2 separate regions of the Homo sapiens genome follow, and region 2 is linked to region 1. Evidence: chromatin loops called from intact Hi-C (ENCODE). Cell type or tissue: MCF 10A. All regions are shown on one strand. Each heading gives the region's core, and the rest is flanking DNA. Links, peaks and the distances in the headings are about the cores only. Region 1 holds the start of LOC105376325 (a long non-coding RNA gene). Region 2 overlaps GPSM1 (G protein signaling modulator 1).

What was found. Hi-C counts contacts between places; a loop is a spot of excess contacts. Peaks named below come from ENCODE experiments on the same cell type or tissue, not always from the same donor. Only the 100,000 strongest peaks of a DNase experiment are listed, where the experiment ranks them.
Region 2: it touches region 1 in a loop (14-fold over the local background); 9 of 110 quality-filtered maps call a loop at or near these places.

The regions. Positions count from the first base shown.
Region 1 is chr9:136,641,343-136,649,656 of GRCh38, reverse strand. LNCEGFL7OS (lncRNA EGFL7 opposite strand) reads left to right here. Exons shown (of 2, transcript NR_135132.1): 2 at 592-1,047. It overlaps LOC105376325 (a long non-coding RNA gene), which reads left to right and starts at 5,181. Exons shown (of 3, transcript XR_930446.4): 1 at 5,181-5,511; 2 at 5,636-5,913; 3 at 8,256-8,314. LOC102724193 (a long non-coding RNA gene) reads right to left here and starts at 2,973. Exons shown (of 4, transcript XR_930443.3): 1 at 2,113-2,973; 2 at 578-959. RefSeq lists silencers at 2,808-2,997, 3,608-3,657, 4,818-4,947, 5,218-5,267, enhancers at 2,600-3,296, 3,297-3,994 and a cis regulatory region at 2,625-5,334. In MCF 10A, for the core only: a CTCF peak has its summit at 4,985; a DNase peak (open chromatin) is centred at 5,066.
Region 2 is chr9:136,335,103-136,343,416 of GRCh38, reverse strand. GPSM1 (G protein signaling modulator 1) reads right to left here. Exons shown (of 14, transcript NM_001145638.3): 3 at 7,316-7,451; 4 at 6,345-6,496; 5 at 5,853-5,976; 6 at 5,456-5,571; 7 at 4,707-4,862; 8 at 3,602-3,710; 9 at 2,424-2,547. Among named protein-coding and RNA genes, the nearest start is that of GPSM1, 12 kb to the right of the region's middle. RefSeq lists enhancers at 1-580, 3,931-3,980. In MCF 10A, for the core only: a CTCF peak has its summit at 4,029 (motif pointing left); a DNase peak (open chromatin) is centred at 4,006.

The DNA.
Region 1 (8,314 bases), core at 176-8,175:
CACTCCAGCCTGGGAAACAGAGTGGGACTCTGTCTTAAAAAACAACAACAATAACAAAAAAATAAATAAAATAAGTAGTCAGTGCACTAGGGAAAGAAAAGAATATAAAATACAATGCCTAATTGTTAAAAAAAAAAAAAAAACGTAGGCAATAAGACTTCAGAGGAGAGGCCGGGCGCAGTGGCTCACGCCTGTAATCCCAGCACTTTGGGAGGCTGAGGTGGGTGGATCACCTGAGGTCAGGAGTTCGAGACCACCCTGGCCAACATGGTGAAACCCCATCTCTACTAGAAATATAAAAATTAGCCGGGCATGGTAGCGCATGCCTGTCATTCCAGCTCCTCAGGAGGCTGAGGCACAAGAATTGCTTCAGCTCGGAAGGTGGAGGCTGCAGTGAGCCGAGATCATGCCATTCCACTCCAGCCTGGGCCAGAGTGAGATTCGGTCCAAAAAAAGACTTCAGAGGAGACCCTGCCTCCTGGTGCTCTGTACATTCTTCCCCTAAACTGGGCTCAACTTCCTTGTTTTATGTAAAAGTTGGGCAGATGGAATTAAGCCCTCAGAGCATTCAACTTACTTCATAATTTTCAGAGCCAGCCGGGAGTGCAGGAGGGAGAACTTTCCTGTGGACGTCCTGTGTTCTCCAGACGCAGAGAACCCTCATCAACCGAGGGGGAGGTCACTTCCGAATCCACAGATGGCGTGTGAGTGCATGGCGAGCGCCTCCAGGACACACTTACTGTTCCCTTGCTCTGGCCAGACGCCAGCCGGACCCTGTGTGTGCGCGCCGTGCTGCTCTTTGCAGCTGCCTGCAAGGGGTTCCTGCGAAGACCAGCACCTTGGGGAAGAGCCTGCGGCTGAACTTGAACTCGCAGCTACCTGAGTCAGACCTGTGCTTTTTCACCTCTACGGAAGATGTCAGAGCGTTTCCCTAGCAATGTTTTAGAAGTTACTTCTGTCTGGAAAAAAATGGAAAAAATGGCAAATTATGTTATGTATAATTTGATAATTTTAAAGAATTAATGATGTAATTATTACTCAAACCCACTGAATTGTACGTTTTATTATTATTATTACTATTTTCTTTTTTTTCTTTCTTTCTGTTTTTTTTCGAGACGGAGTTTCACTCTTTTCGCCCAGGCTGGAGTGAAATGGTGCAATCTCAGCTCACCACAATCTCTACCTCCCGGGTTCAAGTGATTCTCCTGCCTCAGCCTCCCGAGCAGCTGGGATTACAGGCATGCACCACCACGCCCATTCAATTTTGTATTTTTAGTAGAGATGGGGTTTCTGTATGTTGGTCAGGATGGCCTTGAACTCCCAACCTCAGGTGATTCGTCTGCCTCGGCCTCCCAAAGTGCTGGGATTACAGGCGTGAGCCACTGCGCCCGCTTATTATTATTATTTATTTTATTTTATTTTATTTATTTGAGACAGAATCTCCCTCTGTCGCCCAGCCTGGAGTGCAGTGGCGCGATCTCAACTCACTGCAACCTCTGCTTCCCAGGTTCAAGTGATTCTCCTGCCTCAGCCTCCCGAGTAGCTGGAATTACAGGTGCCCAACACCACGCCCGACTAATTTTTGTATTTTTAGTAGAGACAGGGTTTCACCATATTGGCCAGGCTGGTCTCAAACTCCTGACCTGGTGATCCACCCGCCTCAGCCTCCCAAAGTGCTGGGATTACAGGCATGAGCCACCGAGCCCGGACTGAATTGTACATTTTAAATGGGTGAATTGTATGGTATATAAATGATTTCTTAATAAAGCTGTTATTTTTATTTTATTTTCAAGGTGGAGTCTCACTCTGTCTCCCAGGCTGGAATGCAGTGGCACGATCTCAGCTCACTGCAACCTCTGCCTCCTGGGCTCAAGCAATTCTCCTGCCTCAGTCTCCCTAGTAGCTGGGATTACAGGCGCCCGCCACCACACCCAGCTAATTTTTGTATTTGTAGTAGAGACAGCATTTCACCATGTTGGCCAGGCTGGTCTCAAACTCCTGACCTCAGGTGATCTGCCCGCCTCGGCCTCCCACAGTGCTGGGATGACAGGCATGAGCCACCGTGGCCAGCCATAAAGGTGTTATTCAAGAAAAAGAAGAAATGCCTCAGACCTGAACGCTTCCCACCATCTTGGCTGAGCGTTTGACCACATCGGTGGATGCCCCACTGGGTTGCATTCTAGTCCGTGCCGATGGCCTCTGCGGGGGCTCCTTCCAATCCCTTGAGACGTGGGCCATGTTGTAGGGGATGCTGGCAGTTAGTGGGAAGTGTGAGCACTGAGGGGCCCCCAGTCCTGGAGAGGAAGCCTTCTGGGCTGCGGGTCTCTCTCCTGCCAGGCATCCCGGGCACCATGCAGCCCCTGCCACCCTGGGCTCAGCCTGCCCCGTGCCCTCTGCAGTCCTTCCTCAGCCAAGGGCAGCTCCTGGAGTTTAGGGGATGGGAGTGGACTCCTTCTGGGGTGGGTGGAACCTCTCCTCCACCCAGCTCAGCAGACCGGTTGTGAGGTTGCCGCGTAGGCACCATGGGCAGTCGGGGGTAAGGATGGATACCTCTCGGTAGCTGATGCGGGGCTCACGCTGGGCTGGCACTTTAAGACAGATGCCGGAGGAGCAGCCAGGGGTGTTTGTGGGGCACATGGGCCGGGCCAGGCCAGCGCCTCTCTGGGACCTCAAGCAGGAGAGTGGTCGGTCCAGCCCGGGAGGGAGCCTGTGGCTAGGCCTGTGCAGGAGTCGGGGGGGACTCTCGGTGGGGACCCTCCCGGCAGCCGAAACTGGGGGAGGGAGAGCAGAACATCTGGCCCTGCTGGGTTGGGGCTGATGCTTCTGTTTAGCCGTAGCAGCCTCCCTGGGGTTGATTTCCTAGAGCTCCTACACCCCCAGTTTGTCCGGGGCCCCAGCCGTAGCTGCTACTGGGGGCCTCAAACTCCCCCAGGGCAGCCAGGACCCCAGGGGCTGTGGAGCCAGGGGCAGAGTGGAGGTGGGGGTCGGGGGAGGGCTGCAGCCGGGCCCATAGTCCCCACCCTGCAGGCCGGAGCAGGAAGGGCTGGCGGGAGCCAGGGACAAAAGGCGGACGTGCAGCCGGCCATGTGTGTCCTTATCACAGGCTGCACTCCCAGCACAGCAGCCTGCGCGGAAACGCTCCTCTCCGCCGCCTTCCTGCCTGGAAGCCCGGAGGCGGAGGCGGAGGCGCTGGAGGCCCCCACCCAGCGGGACGGGAGGCTGAGGGGAGCAAGGGGAGCGAGCGGAGCCAGGTGGGGGCAGATGTGCAGGATGGGTCAGGGGCAGCGGGGTGGGAGGCCCAGCCTCCGGGGTCTGGAGGGTTAGCTGAGTACTTCACGCTGCACTGATCTGTGGGGCCGCCGTGATGTGGGTGCTAACGCTCTCCCCACCTGTTGGATGGGGAAACTGAGGCCCAGGGCAACAGTGACCTCTCGAGGTCAGGCCCCAGCTAGGTGAGGCACAAACTCAGTCCAGAGGCGGCCCCGGGGGCTCTGCCGTCCACCCAGGCTCTGGCTGACAAGGGGCCCTCCTGCTGTGCTGGCTCCCGAAGGGGATGGCCCGGACTGGGCCCAGCTGCCCTCTGGTGGATATGGGGCCACCCCAGTCAGGGTGGGGCTGACAGGGTCCATGCTCCCTCCCGCCCTCGGACGTGCAGACTTGAAGAACGCTGGCGGGCGGGCTTGGGGGCCTAGCACCGGCCAGGTCACCAGTGCTACCTTCCTCTGAGTGAATCTGCCGGAGGACTGAGCTGGGGTCCGGGAACGGCTTCCCAGCAGGCCCTGCAGCCTATTCTGCCCCAGGCGTAAGTCATGCTCCCTCCCTGGGAGGACATGGCTGCTGGTGGGGTGCTGGGGCCACATCCAGTCCTCTTGGCTTCTTGAGGTTGGGGTGATGACTGCCCCCAGCACGTGAAACCCATGGGTAGGCGGTGGGGACTGTGTTCCTGCCCTGATGACACCTGCTGTGGGAAGGCACCAGAGCCCCTGCAGGCCCCCACTTCTGCAGAAGCACGGGGGGTGGGGGGTGGGGGGCGTGGGAGAGGCCCACAGAGGCTTGTGCCCCTCTAACCTGTTCCGTGGTGACAGGGCTCTCGCTTGCCTCCCGGGGAGGCATCCTGAGCCCAGTGGCTAGATTCAGGTCGTGGCCCTGCTGTGAGAGGGACCTTTGCGTCCCTGACTGACAGTGGGTGAGCCAGGCCGTGAGAGTCTTTTTCTGTTGGCCGTGGCTGGAGCCTGTGACCTGCAGGCCAGAGAGCGCAGGGCCACCTGCAGTCGCCGACCGGGCCCATTGTCATCTGTGGATCTGGCTGTGCCTCAGTTTCCCACCCATCAACTGGGGCTGGGGCTGTAGCTGAGTGGCGCTTCCTTGGGGGGTGGGAGAGGAGAGGCTGCCATATCCAGAGCACGTCCGCCCTAGGCCCTGGCCCGGCCCGGGGCCCTGCCTCCGCTAATTTGAGAGGATAGAGGAAGTCCCCTGTGGCCTCTCCCCTTCTCAGCTGACCTCACCCATCTGGGGCTGCACAGGAAATGCCCGGGTGTGCTGGGGCCTGACCCTTCTGCAGAGCCGGGGCCCCAGCGCCAGCCGCCCGCCATCTGCTGACCTCTGGCCAGGCTCAACGCCACACTCTCCAAGGCTGACTCAGAGCCCTGGGAAAGGGTCAGGGGCTCCCACCTCCGTGCTGAGCTCATCAGGGAGGGGCTCAGCACCTGGTCACCTCTGTGTCCTCACACCCCAGGCTCTGCCTGGCTGCTGCCTGCCTGGTGGTCAGTGCCTGTCACCCCCACTGTCCCCTCCAGGCCACAGGAAGAGTCTGAGCAGGGAGAACCCTGGTCTCACGGGCTCCCAGGGCCCTGGCACCGAGGGTGTGAGGAGCCTCTCCTGGGACAAAGGCCGAGGGGTTCCGGGGGTCCTTGGCCTCCGTGGCCGTTGGCATGGGGCCCCCCCAACGACCCGCAGCCGGCAGATGGGGCGGCGGCTGCAGTTCCCCCAATGCTCACAGCGCGGCGGTGTTTCCCCGCGGAAGCTGCCCCGGACCAGTGGCCTCTACCCTGCTGCTGCCAGCCTTGGGCGGGGCTCCCTGCACGTGGGACACGCACCCCTCCCACCCTGACAGCCTGTGCGTCCCGCCCTGCGTGGCTTCTCTCCAAAGGCTCTTAAGATTCGAGGAGAGGGGCGGAGAGAGGACCTGGCTTGGTTGGGAAGTGGGGCCTGGGACCCTGGGACCCTGTGCTCCGACCCCACCTGCAAGGCTGCGCCCTCCGCAGGGGGCCGTCCGGGGGGGCCCTGCCCGCGGGTCACTGCCAGGATCCTGCAAGCAGCCAGCGGGCACCGCTGTCACCACATTTCACACTCTGAGGAGCTCTGGGCACAGCCTCCAGGGAAAGCCTGGCTGCCGACTCTGGCCCCCTGACTCCTGAATCCTGCGAGTCACACGGCGGCACGGCCTGCATATCGGGGAGGATGGCAGGCTGGGCTGTCCTGAGGTGACCAGGGAATGCCAGACGCTTTGGGGTGAGGGTTTGCTTGCCGGCTTTGGGGCAGGCCAAGGGATTCTGCAGGGGCAGTAGGTCCCCGCGATCTTCTGGGGAGGGGCCGGCTGCCGAATCTCTGGGATTCAAATGTGGAAAACCCACAGGGGGCATTCCCGTGATGACTGAAAGAAGAAGTGGCAGCGTCACAGCTGAAGGGAGGCTGTCAGAGTGACCAGAGTGGCCAGTCCAGAGGAGACGGGTGGGGCAAAGTCTCCAGGAGGCCAGGAGATGCCTTCAAGAAAAGAAATGGAAAGGAGTGATGACCTGATGCGTGTGAGAACACGGGGACGAGCCTTGCGGCTCCGTGGGAGAGCTTGGGTGAGGACCACCCGTGCCGCGGCGACCTCTGATCGTCACCCAAGCTGTGCCCTCCCATTTCACGGTAAAAGGGGTTTCACCGGGCTCAAGGCTGTCCAGCTAAAGACCACGTCTCCCAGCCTCCTTGCAGACTCTAACTTAGCCTGTGACCAAGTTCTGGTCAATGGGACCAGAGCAGGAGTGGGAGGTGTCACTTCCGGATCTTCCCATTAAAAGAAAGGGTCATTCTCCAGGAGAACCCACCCGAGGTGTCCTGGCCGTAGCCACCTTCAAAATGCCCTCTGTGTGTATGGGAGATACTATACCCTAGAATCTCAGAACACGCCAGAACGCTGAAATGCCCTTCTACCTTTGGATTTACAGCCCCCTCCAGATAAATTAAGAAATTCAGTATTTCTCCACTCTTAGCTGGATTCTAAAGTTCTGTATATCTCATGATGATGTGTATTTTTATAGCAGCCTTTTAACAGAACTAGTTAATTTGGTGTATATGAATTTTTCTCGAAGATCTGGTCCAAACTATATTCAGTTTTCTGCCCAGAATTATCAGATTGAAGGTGGTTGGTTTTTATTTACTTTTTCTTTTATTCCTTTTTTTTTTTTTTGAGACAGAGTTTCACTCTGGTTGCCCAGGCTGGAGTGCAATGGTGTGATCTCAGCTCACTGCAAGGTCTACCTCCCAAGTTCAGGTGATTCTCTTGCCTCAGCCTCCCAAGTAGCTGGGACTACAGGTGCCCGCCCCCACACCTAGCTAATTTTTGTATTTTTAGTAGAGTTGGGGTTTCACCATATTGGCCAGGCTGGTCTCGAACACCTGACCTTGTGATCCACCTGCCTCGGCCTCCCAAAGTGCTGGGATTACAGGTGTGAGCTACCGTGCCTGGCCAGGGTCACTCTCTTGTTGACCCTTCCCTCCCTCCTGCAGGCAGGGAGATGGTGAGAGGTGGAGCAGCCCCTTTGGTCCTGAGCCAGCCACGTGTTGAGAGCGGCAGGGAAGCCCATCAGCCTCGGGACTTTCATGTGAGGGAGAAACCAACTCTATCATGTTTAGATTCCTGTTGTTTTGGTTCTTTGCCTCAGTAACTTAACCAATATTCTAACTAAGCAAGTGAAAAAGGAAGCAACTTTGAATTCCAGGAAAAACAAAAAGTTATAAAAAGGAAATGCATTTATCATATAGTACTTGGCTCAAGAGTGAACAATTACAGAGTTATATTAATGCAAGTGCTGACTATCCGTGTGAAGAATTCAGGATCCGTCGTCTGTTTGAAGGTGGGAGGGGAGAAGGGCATGCACTGGCCAGGAGAGACGGGAAAGTGAGATCCTCATCTTCTGGTAGGAAGTCAACAGGAAGCTTCAAGGACCTGCATGATGAGCATATTATTTCAAAATAGGGAGTAATGCCGGCTAGAAGAGCTAAGTTGGCTAAAAGAATTTTAAGTGGGCCAGGCGCGGTGGCTCACGCCTGTAATCCCAGCACTTTGGGGAGCCGAGGCGGGTGGATCACAAGGTCAGGAGATGGAGACCATCCTGGCTAACACGGTGAAACCCCATCTTTACTAAAAAATAAAACAAATTAGCCGGACTTGGTGGCGGGTGCCTGTGGTCCCGGCTGCTTGGGGGGCTGAGGCAGGAGAATGGCGTGAACCTGGGGGGCGGAGCTTGCAGTAAGCCGGGATGGCGCCACTGCACTCCAGCCTGGGCAAGGGAGCGAGACTCTGTCTCAAAAAAAAAAAAAAAAAAGGAATTTTAAGTGATCACTTCTGGAGTTGGAGTTGCTATTTTCTCTATGTCTTGGGGAAACTTTTAAACTAAGTGCACACATTGCTTTTAAAATTTAAAAAAACACAGCCAGGTGTGGTGGCTCATGCCTGTAATCCCAGCACTTTGGGAGGCTGAGGGGGGAGACTCGCTTGAGCCCAGGAGTTTGAGACCAGCCTGGGCAACACAGCAAGACCCCATCTCCACAAAAACATTGAAACATTGGCCAATGTGCTGCCTGTAGTCCCAGCTACTTGGGAGGCTGAGGTGGGAGAATCACTTGAGCTCGGGAGGAGGCTGCAGGGAGCTGTGTTTGTGCCACTGCACTCCAGCCTGGGTGACAGAGTGAGACCTTTTCTCAACAAAAAAATAAAAATAAAAATATAAACATTAAAAATTTTTAGTTAATAGGCCCTGAACTGAGCCTTTGTGTGCAAACATTCATGGAAAACGTGGGGGAAAAGAGGAGGTCTTGTCTGGTGTGTGGGGTAGGCTTGTGCGGCACAGCAGACAGGGAGGAGCTGGTGGGTGAGTGACAGCCCCAGGTCAGGCAGGGACAGATGCTCAAGGGCACCAGGCTGAGGGGCCGGGAGGCCCAATCTTAGGCATGGGGAACCAACCAGGCCACTTCTTTCTTTTCTCCAGAAAATTATCACCTGCTGAGCCCCCTTGCTGCTGCTCTCTGGGCGTGCACTGTGAGTGCA
Region 2 (8,314 bases), core at 278-8,277, 310 kb after region 1:
GGGACAGGCAGGGCCATCGGGGACAGGCCAAGGGCAGGGGGCGGTCCTGCAGGGCTCAGGGCCGGCTCCCTCCTCCCAACATGCCAATCATGCTGCCCGCACCAAGAGTGGCAGCAGAGCCTCCGTCCTGCCTGGCACCCTTGCTGGGGTGGGGGGTGGGCAGCCCAGGAGCAAGTGTGGGAGGCCCGGGCCTGTGCCCTCTGGCCAGGGAGGTGGGGGCTGGTTGCTGTCAGGGTCTCATAGAGGCCACACACCCAGAGGAGCTGGACAAGGGCAGTGGCTGGCAGGGTGGTGACCCCCAGACACACTTCTGGGGCTTCTCTGCTGGCTGGGGAGGGGCCAGCAGAGGGCGGTGAGATTAATACGCTGACTGAGCCGCGCCAAGGCTCTTTGTCCTCCAGCCGCACGTAAGTCTCCTTGTGTTTATCAACGGGACACCAAACCCACCAGCCTCTGCCACGCCCACCGCCCCCATGGACCACGCCCACAACAGCAAGGCCACGCCCCACCGCGTCCCCGCCGGGCTGAAGCCCCACCTCCAGACGACTTCCTCCTCCCTGCCCACACCCCGCTGGGCAGCGCCCTCCTGTGCCCCCAGCCCTGGCGCCCCCTCCGCACGGCCAGGCTCTAGCGCGGCTCTGCACCCCCCTCCCCTCCCGCAGCTCGCAGATCCACCCCGCCCTCCGCACCTGCCGAATGGGGAGGCTGCGTGGGTCCTTCCGTGGCGCCCCCAACCCGCAACGCCGGGTCCAGACTCCCGGCCTCAAGGCCCTGTCCCTGCCAGGCTCAGCTGAGCCGGGGTCTCACCCAGGGCCGCCCAGGCTCTAGGTGTGCAGCCTGCCTCCCACAGCGGCAGCCGGGCGGCGGCCCCAGCCAGGCTGCCGGGCTGCCCTGGGCGGGGAGGAGGACCCTTCCCCAGCCCTGGGGGAGGAGGCGTCCGGCCGGCTGGAAGGGGTCCCGCACTCGGGGCGGCACAGAGGAGCCAGAGAGGGACAGAAGCTGCATTGTTCCAGCGTCCTCCCACTCCGGCCCCCCTTTTCCTTGGCTCCAAGAAAGAAAACGTCGGGAGGACCCAGAGCCGCAGCCTCCGCGGAGCCTTTCCAGAGCTGCTCCCAGCCCTGCTGCCAGTTGCTGCTGGGGTCCCAGATGGTGGCAGTGCCGAGCCAGGGACACAGGAGGGTACTAGGGGTGCCGCAGGAGCTCTCGGCAGAGCTCCCCACCCTTAGGAAACCCCGGCCATGGGTAGAAATAGGCCTGGACATCCTGGGGGGCACATTCCAGCCCATCCCCTACCCACCCACTGCCATCGGTCACAGCACCTTGTCCCACGGACTCGCTGAGGGCCCCAGAGCCTCTGCTCCTTCCTCTGTCTTCAGCCTCTGCGGTGGCTGACATGCACCCCCAATTTCCCAGGAGAGGTCATCGTCAGAAACCCATGAGCACTGTGGCACAAAAACCCAGGGGATGGCTGGGCACGGTGGCTCACGCCTATAATCCCAGCACTTCTGGAAGCCGAGATGGGAGGATCGCTTGAGGCTGGGAGTTTGACACTGGCCTGGGCAACATAGTGAGGCCCTATCTCTATAAAAACATTTAATTATTAAAAATAAGATAAGAAAAAGAAACTCCGGCAGCCCAGCACCACATCCAAGCCTGGTGTTCCCAGCCTGGTCCTTAGCAGGCCTGGGGGGCACCAGGTACGTTCTGGGAGGCAGGCATCCCTTCTCGGGGGCTGGCAAACTCAAGACCTTTGGGAGTGGGGGACACATGGGTGGGGCAGCTGCTCCCCCCAAGCCTGCCCCTCACCCACCTGCCAGCCACCTCAGGAAGTCGGCCCAACCTGGCACCACCCCCCTGGCACCTATTAGTCTTTTCGCTTTGCAGGGGACGTTCTGTCCTGTGTCTGCAGCACTGCTGACCGGCATGGGACGACCAGCGGTCCATGAATGAGGTCACCACGGTGGCCTCGCATGGCCTTGGGCCTTGCCTGATTACTGCCCCAGGCACATAGGGCTCCCACAGCCCAGCCCAGCCCAGCCCAGCCCAGCCCTCTGGCTGATGCCCTCTCGCCTCCCAGCAGCCCTCTCCTACTTGGGTCTGAGGACAGAAGCCCTCCCTGCACCGAGGGCTCCAGGGGGAGGTGGGGGTGGAGGCCCTGGAGCAGCCAGTGGGGCAACAGGCGACCACCTCCTGTCCTTCATCCAGCAGCCCTGCAGCGCCACTCAGGATGCGGGTGGGAAGGGCTCAGGGTGAACCTCAGGCCTGTGCTGTCCCTGAGGCCAAGAAGAACTGGCTTGTAGGCGCCATTTTCTGGCGGCTGCCACCTCCGCCATGCTGGCCTGGCCTCGATCCCACCCCTCCGCAGCTCCTGATGCGGTCCGTGCCTGTGGGGAGCAAGACCCCCCCACAACCCTGGAACTCACCCTGGGCCTCATAGCCGGCCAGGTCAGGCTTCTCTGAGGCTGCCGGGCTGGTCAGGCGGCCGAGCACCAGCTGCAGCTGCGCCACGTTCATGCGGGCCGTGAGCTCCCCATGGCGGTCCCCGATCTGCGGCGAGTGGGGTGGCGGAGCGGGCAGGTGTGGCTGGGGGCCCTGCTGTGGGCTCCAAGGGGACCTTAATGGCCCCCAGTACACCCGTCCCTGACCTTCTGAGTGACCTGAACTGGTCACTGACCCCTGGGCCTCTGAGGGAACCAGGACTCACTGTGGACCCGGAGGTGGAGTCTGGGGGTCTGTCCCTGGGTGAGGTGGCCCCACAGGTCCTCAACAGCCCCTAGTTCACCCCAGAGATGCTTGGGGTCCCAGGCGGTTGGGCCTGTGCCCTCCGGTGCGCGAGGGGCCCGGCCCCGCCCGGCTGCACCTCTCTCAGCCCCTGCCTTGTGCGCCGAGGCTCTGTGGGGGACCCTCCCGGGAACATCCACATCACTCAGGAACTAACTGTTTGCTTAAGTCAAGCAGAAGAGAGGTGGCATGGGGTTGGGGGGAGGGCCACATGGAGCCCTGGAAGGCCCTGGAGGCTGTAGCCTGCACTCAGAGGGACACGGGGGCTGCCTGCTGGCTGCCAGTGAAGCTCTTCAGACGAGGGCTCTGCTGACCTTCCCATGCCCGCCCCTCTCCACCCTCACCTGGGCACCTGCAGGCCTCCCCACCCGGCCACCTCCTACATGGGTCTATGGTGGTCAGTAGGGGCTGGCACCGTCTTTAGCATGAACAGGCTCGGGGTGTGCAGAGGGAGGTGGCGTGGGAGTGGGTGATGTAAGGACAGGCCGGGAGCCGGGAGGCCCACAGTTCATCTGTGATGTTCCGCCCTGACCACAGTAGGAGGGCGCTGATGGGCGGAGCCCACAGAGACCCTGTGCAAACTCTCCAAGGAGGAGGAGACGCAGCTGCCCAGGAAGGCACCAGCTGGGGGCTGCAGGAAAAACCCCCGGGCATGGTAGACATGTCATCACCAGGCCTCGGAAGGACCAGGCAGCTGCAATGGCCCTGAAAGGATGAGGGGGGCCCAGGCACGCACACGCTCGCTCGGGGCAGAGGGGACCCGGCCCGTCTGGAGTGGGCTGGGCAGTGCCCGGGACTTCTGGGGGCAGGCCTGGCTCACCTCCTGGGAGATCTGCAGGTGCTTCTTGGCGAAGGTCAGGGCCTGCGCTGGGCGCCCCATGGACACGTAGGCATTTCCCAGGCTCCAGCACGCCCGGCCCTCGCCCACTCTGCCAGAGAGGGAGACCAGATTCATACCCGCCCTCTCCAGGCCAGCCCCCAGCCCCAGCCCCTCCCCTGGTGGTCACGGCCCCAGCATGACCCTGGCTTCGAGGGTCATCAGGGGCCCCCAGGCCCAAGGGGCATTGGCCGGATGACAGGATAATGCCCCCAGCTGGACCTCCCACAAATTCTGCCACCTTCAAGCATAAGCCCCAATCAGCTCTGCCTTTTTTCTTCCCATTAAAAGGATTAGCGCAGAGTCCAAGCAACCTGGCCTGTGGCCGGCTCTGCCTTTGCGGGCAGTTTCTGGGCCCTTGGCCTCGCTCGCCCCCTGGCGGCCGGCAAGCCTCCTCCCTTGCACTCCCTCCACCCTTACGGGCACCCTCCAAGTCACTGGGTGAGGGGGTTGTTTTTATATTGGAGGGAAATGCGTCTAACAGGAATTTGATCATTTTCACGTGGACGATCCACTGGCATTTTGTACATTCATGCTGTGCAACCGGCACCTCTGTCTATTCCAGAACATTCTCCTCACCACGCCACAAAGGAAAACCTTGGGCCACTTTTAAGCCTCCAGGCAGGGCAGCCTTTCAAAAGACCTCTCCTCTCTGCTGCCTGTGAAAGGCCACAGGCCTGTGGCTCTGAGCCCCTTGTTCCGGCCACCACCCACCCCAGACCTGCACACAAGACAGTACTTAGGGGCCTGTGGTTTGCCAGCCTGTCTCTCTCCAGAGAGTGATATTTACATACATACATGGGTGGTGGGGGCAACAGGGTGGCGAATTGAGGGATGGGAGGGGGACCCCACCCGCTTGTGCCAGGGGTCAGTGGCCGGCCCAATGTCCACACTGTCTGGCTCAGTCCCCACAGTGGCGTTGCCACTCCTGGGTCACAGCATGGTCAGTGGCAGAGCAGGGGATGGGACCCAGGCCACCTCGCCTGGGCCGCGGTAATTCAGCCTGTGGGCCGGGCCGGGTCTGCCCGCCGCGTCCGCGCCCACGCACCTGTCGGCCAGCTCCTGGGCAATGAGCAGGTGCCGCAGGTGGTACTCGGCCGCGCGCTCGTAGTCCTGCAGCAGCGTGTAGGTGTTGCCCAGACTGTAGCAGGCCTGCGCCTCCACTGCCTGGTCCCTGAGCTGCCGAGACAGTTGCAGCGTCTTCCTGTGCAGAGTGGCAGGGTCAGCCCCCAGGAGGAGGGCTCCAGGGTGAGGGGTGGAAGGTAAGAATGGGGACGCAGTCTGCCCGATGGTCCCCTGCCCCGGAATCCCACTGGGGCCTCTCTGGGGTCCAGCTTCATCCCCACCCTCACATGGCCACAGAGCGGGACTGTTGGCCCCAGGGGGACGGGGGGTCCTGCCAGGCTCTGGCAAGTTGCCTGACCACCCTGAGCCGCCACCACTCCTCCCCGGAGGACCTGAGACTGCTGTGCCCACTGCTCAGGCTGAGATGGGGTTAAGTTTAGGGCTGGGCACAGGACCCCGTGCTGACAGCCGGGCTCCACCCGGCAGGCGCTGCTCTGTGGCTCAGGCCAGGAGGCAGATGGCCCAGACCTCCCATAGGCCGGCTCCCCCACCGCCTGCCTCCCCATGAGCTTTGTCCGTCTGCCCTTCCCGGGGCAGCCTAGAACCCCACCTTGCCTTCTGGGGAGGGGAGGGGAGGCAGTCAGATTCCCAGCTTGGGGCGGGCACTTCCTTGGCCTGGCATCCAGCCCCCCCGGCCTGCTGTCTCCCTGGGAGATTGTGGGGACCACCTACTTGTAGTACTCGGCGGCCACGTCAAAGCGCCCCAGGAAGACGTGGGCGTTCCCCAGGTTGCTGTAGGCCCTCCTCTCGGCTGCCTTGTCTCCAAACTCCTTAGCAATGGCCAGGCGCTGCGGAGACACACCGGAGGCCAGGTGGTCATGGCGCAGCCCCGGGGCCTGACGTGGGCGGACAGGGGCTGCCTCCCTGCCCAGGTGGCCGGCCAGAGATCTGTGTGTCCGGGTGAGCAGCTAGCAGCTGCAGGACCAAGTGCAGATGAGGCCAGGACTCGGTGGGGCGGGCCTGCTGCCTGGCCATACCACCCTGCCCTTTCAGGGACCGCCAAGAGGGTGGCTCAGCCCTGCCCCTGCAGCAGCCCGGCCCCTCCACCCTGTCACCCTGCCCGGCTCACCTCCTTGTGGAAGGTCGTGGCCTCTGTGAAGTTCCCCAACAAATAGTGGGTGTTGCCCAGGTTGCCGTAGGCCCTGCCCTGCGCCGCACGGTCGCCCAGCTCCTTCACCAGGGACAGGTTCCTCCTGGGGGCCGAGTGCCTCTGAGCCGTGTCCCTCCCAGCCCATGTCCTCACCCACCCCAGGCTAGAAGAGCTGAGTAGCGGCCTCCATGCGGCCTCAGGGCCATGCCCTGGAAAGAGGGTGGCTAGGGTAGGCTCCAGGGTCCTCGAGCTCTGAGACCTGGGGCTTGGTCATGTCCCCCAAGTCCCTGACAGGGGCAAGCTCAGGGGAGGGAGCCAGCAGCTGAGAAAGCGGGGGTGGGCGGACCTGGCCGTCACTGCCCTGGGAGCTGTCGGGAGGTATGGGGCTGGGGTCGGGGGTCTGGAAGTGTCTGTGGAGCTCAGAAACGCACAGGCCAGCCCCGGTCCCTGGGCTGGCCCTGCCCCACTCACTCGTAGAACTCGGAGGCCTTGCACAGGGTCTCTCGGACATCGGGCGGCAGGTGCCCGGGGTCCTGCGTGGCGTTTGCGGCGTTCCAGGACAGTTGCTTGCCTTTGGCGTGGTACACGTTCCCGATGTTGTAGAGGGCCCTCGCCTCCCCAACCTGTGGGCAGTACGGAGGGTTGGGGGCATGCCTCCACGGCCCCCCACACGATGTGCAGAGCCGGCACACCGGTGTCCTCACTGTCCCAGCCCTCGACAGCGAGGGCCTTGGGGGCTCCCACTGAGTCACAGACACTAAGGCAGGGGCGGAAGCCTGAGGACGGCACACCCGGGAAGCCAGCCTCCGCCCTCCCTCACCATCCCTCCCTCCTCTGCGGATTGGCGTGGCCAGGGTGCCAGGTCCTCAGCTCTGTCCTCTGATGACCGAGGCTGAAAGCTCCAGCTGGGACCAGATGCTGCGGCCTCAAGCCCCCTTGGTCACCTCCAGCTGTGTGACGGGGGGTAAGTCACGTCCCCCCAGCCTTGGTTTTCTCGCCTCACAGGGCCATGGAGGGAGGTCAGCAAAGCCTGTCTCGGGTCCAGCACAAGCGGAGACGGAGCCACTCTTCCTGCTGTCACCACCGCCATTGAAATCGGCCTCCCACTGCCGCAGCCCAGAGCCACCCCCTGCCTCCCGCTGGGCCCCCCAGGGAGTGAGTGACTGGGGGTGTGGAGGGATTCGGGGGGAGGTCACCGAGAGGGGCGGCAGAACTGAGGGTGGAAGGTGGGGGCCTGGGCTGCAGTGTCAGCATGGGCTGGGGGGGCCTGTTTTGGGGGCCCACACTCTCCTGAGTCACTCGGGATCTAGGGGACCGACCTCCCTGTCATCCCTCCCATGAGGAGCTGGATGAGTGGTGAGTCACCCGCCCGCCCCTATCCCGGATCTGGACGCAGGCCGGTGCAGGGGTGGGAGACACCCAGCCCCGGACCAAGCCCCCACCTTGTCTCCCTGCTCTTGGGCGATGCTCAGATGCCGCTGGCAGCAGACGGCAGCCTCGTCGAAGCGCCCCAGGACCTTGAGTGTGTTTCCCAGGTTTCCACTGGCCTTGGCCTCCCCCATGCGGTCACCGATGGTCCTGGATGGCAGGGAGGAGTGAGGGGTCAGGCTGAGGACTGGTCAGGCCTCTGGGCCCGGGGGGAGGCTGAGCATGGGGTGGGGTAGCTGGGCCTCAGGGACCAGCATGGAGTGGACAGGAGCCTGCAACCCCTGAGGTGATACTGGGCAGGGGCCCACAGGCCGGGCAAGTGAGGCCCGAGGGCAGCCCTGGGTATGGGCTCTGCTGGGCTGTGTCTGGGGCACAGGCTCCTGCCCATCACCACACAGGCTGCACACAGGTGCCAGGAGCTACACACAGGACCTCACGCCTGGGCCTGGGGCAGGGGGCTGGGGTCTGCAGCTCTTAGGATCCGGGGAGGACTTGGGGGGCCTGATGGTGGAGAACTAACTTCCTGCTAACTCATTCAGAGGACGTTTGGTGCATGCCCACCAGACACTGAGCTGGGTGCTGAGGAGCAGGTGTGAGCTCACTGGCCAGTGCGGGAGGGTTGCTCCAAGAAGCTCTGCCCTGCTGAGAGGTCAGGGCAGCTGCAGGGCTGAGGGGGAGGGCGCTGGGCAGGGCTGAGGCAAGGGAAGCGTGCTCCCGTGAGGCACGGCCTGGGGGCTGGACCCGACTGGAGACCCCAAGACCCCAAGGGGCGGCGGGGAGTAGGTTGGGGAGACTGGGGAGTGGATGACGCCAGGCAGGAAGGAGGCTGTGAGTGGGAGCTTGGGGTCCATGGGAAAGCAGGGACAGCCCCCAGGGCAGGACCACACCTCACTGAGCAGTGGCTGGGAGTGGGCCCGGGGCTCAGGGCCTGGGGCCTGGGGCCAGGGAAAGGGTGGGGCTCTGAGCCACACAGGATCACAGATGGGCCACACACAGTCACGAGTGCTCACGCA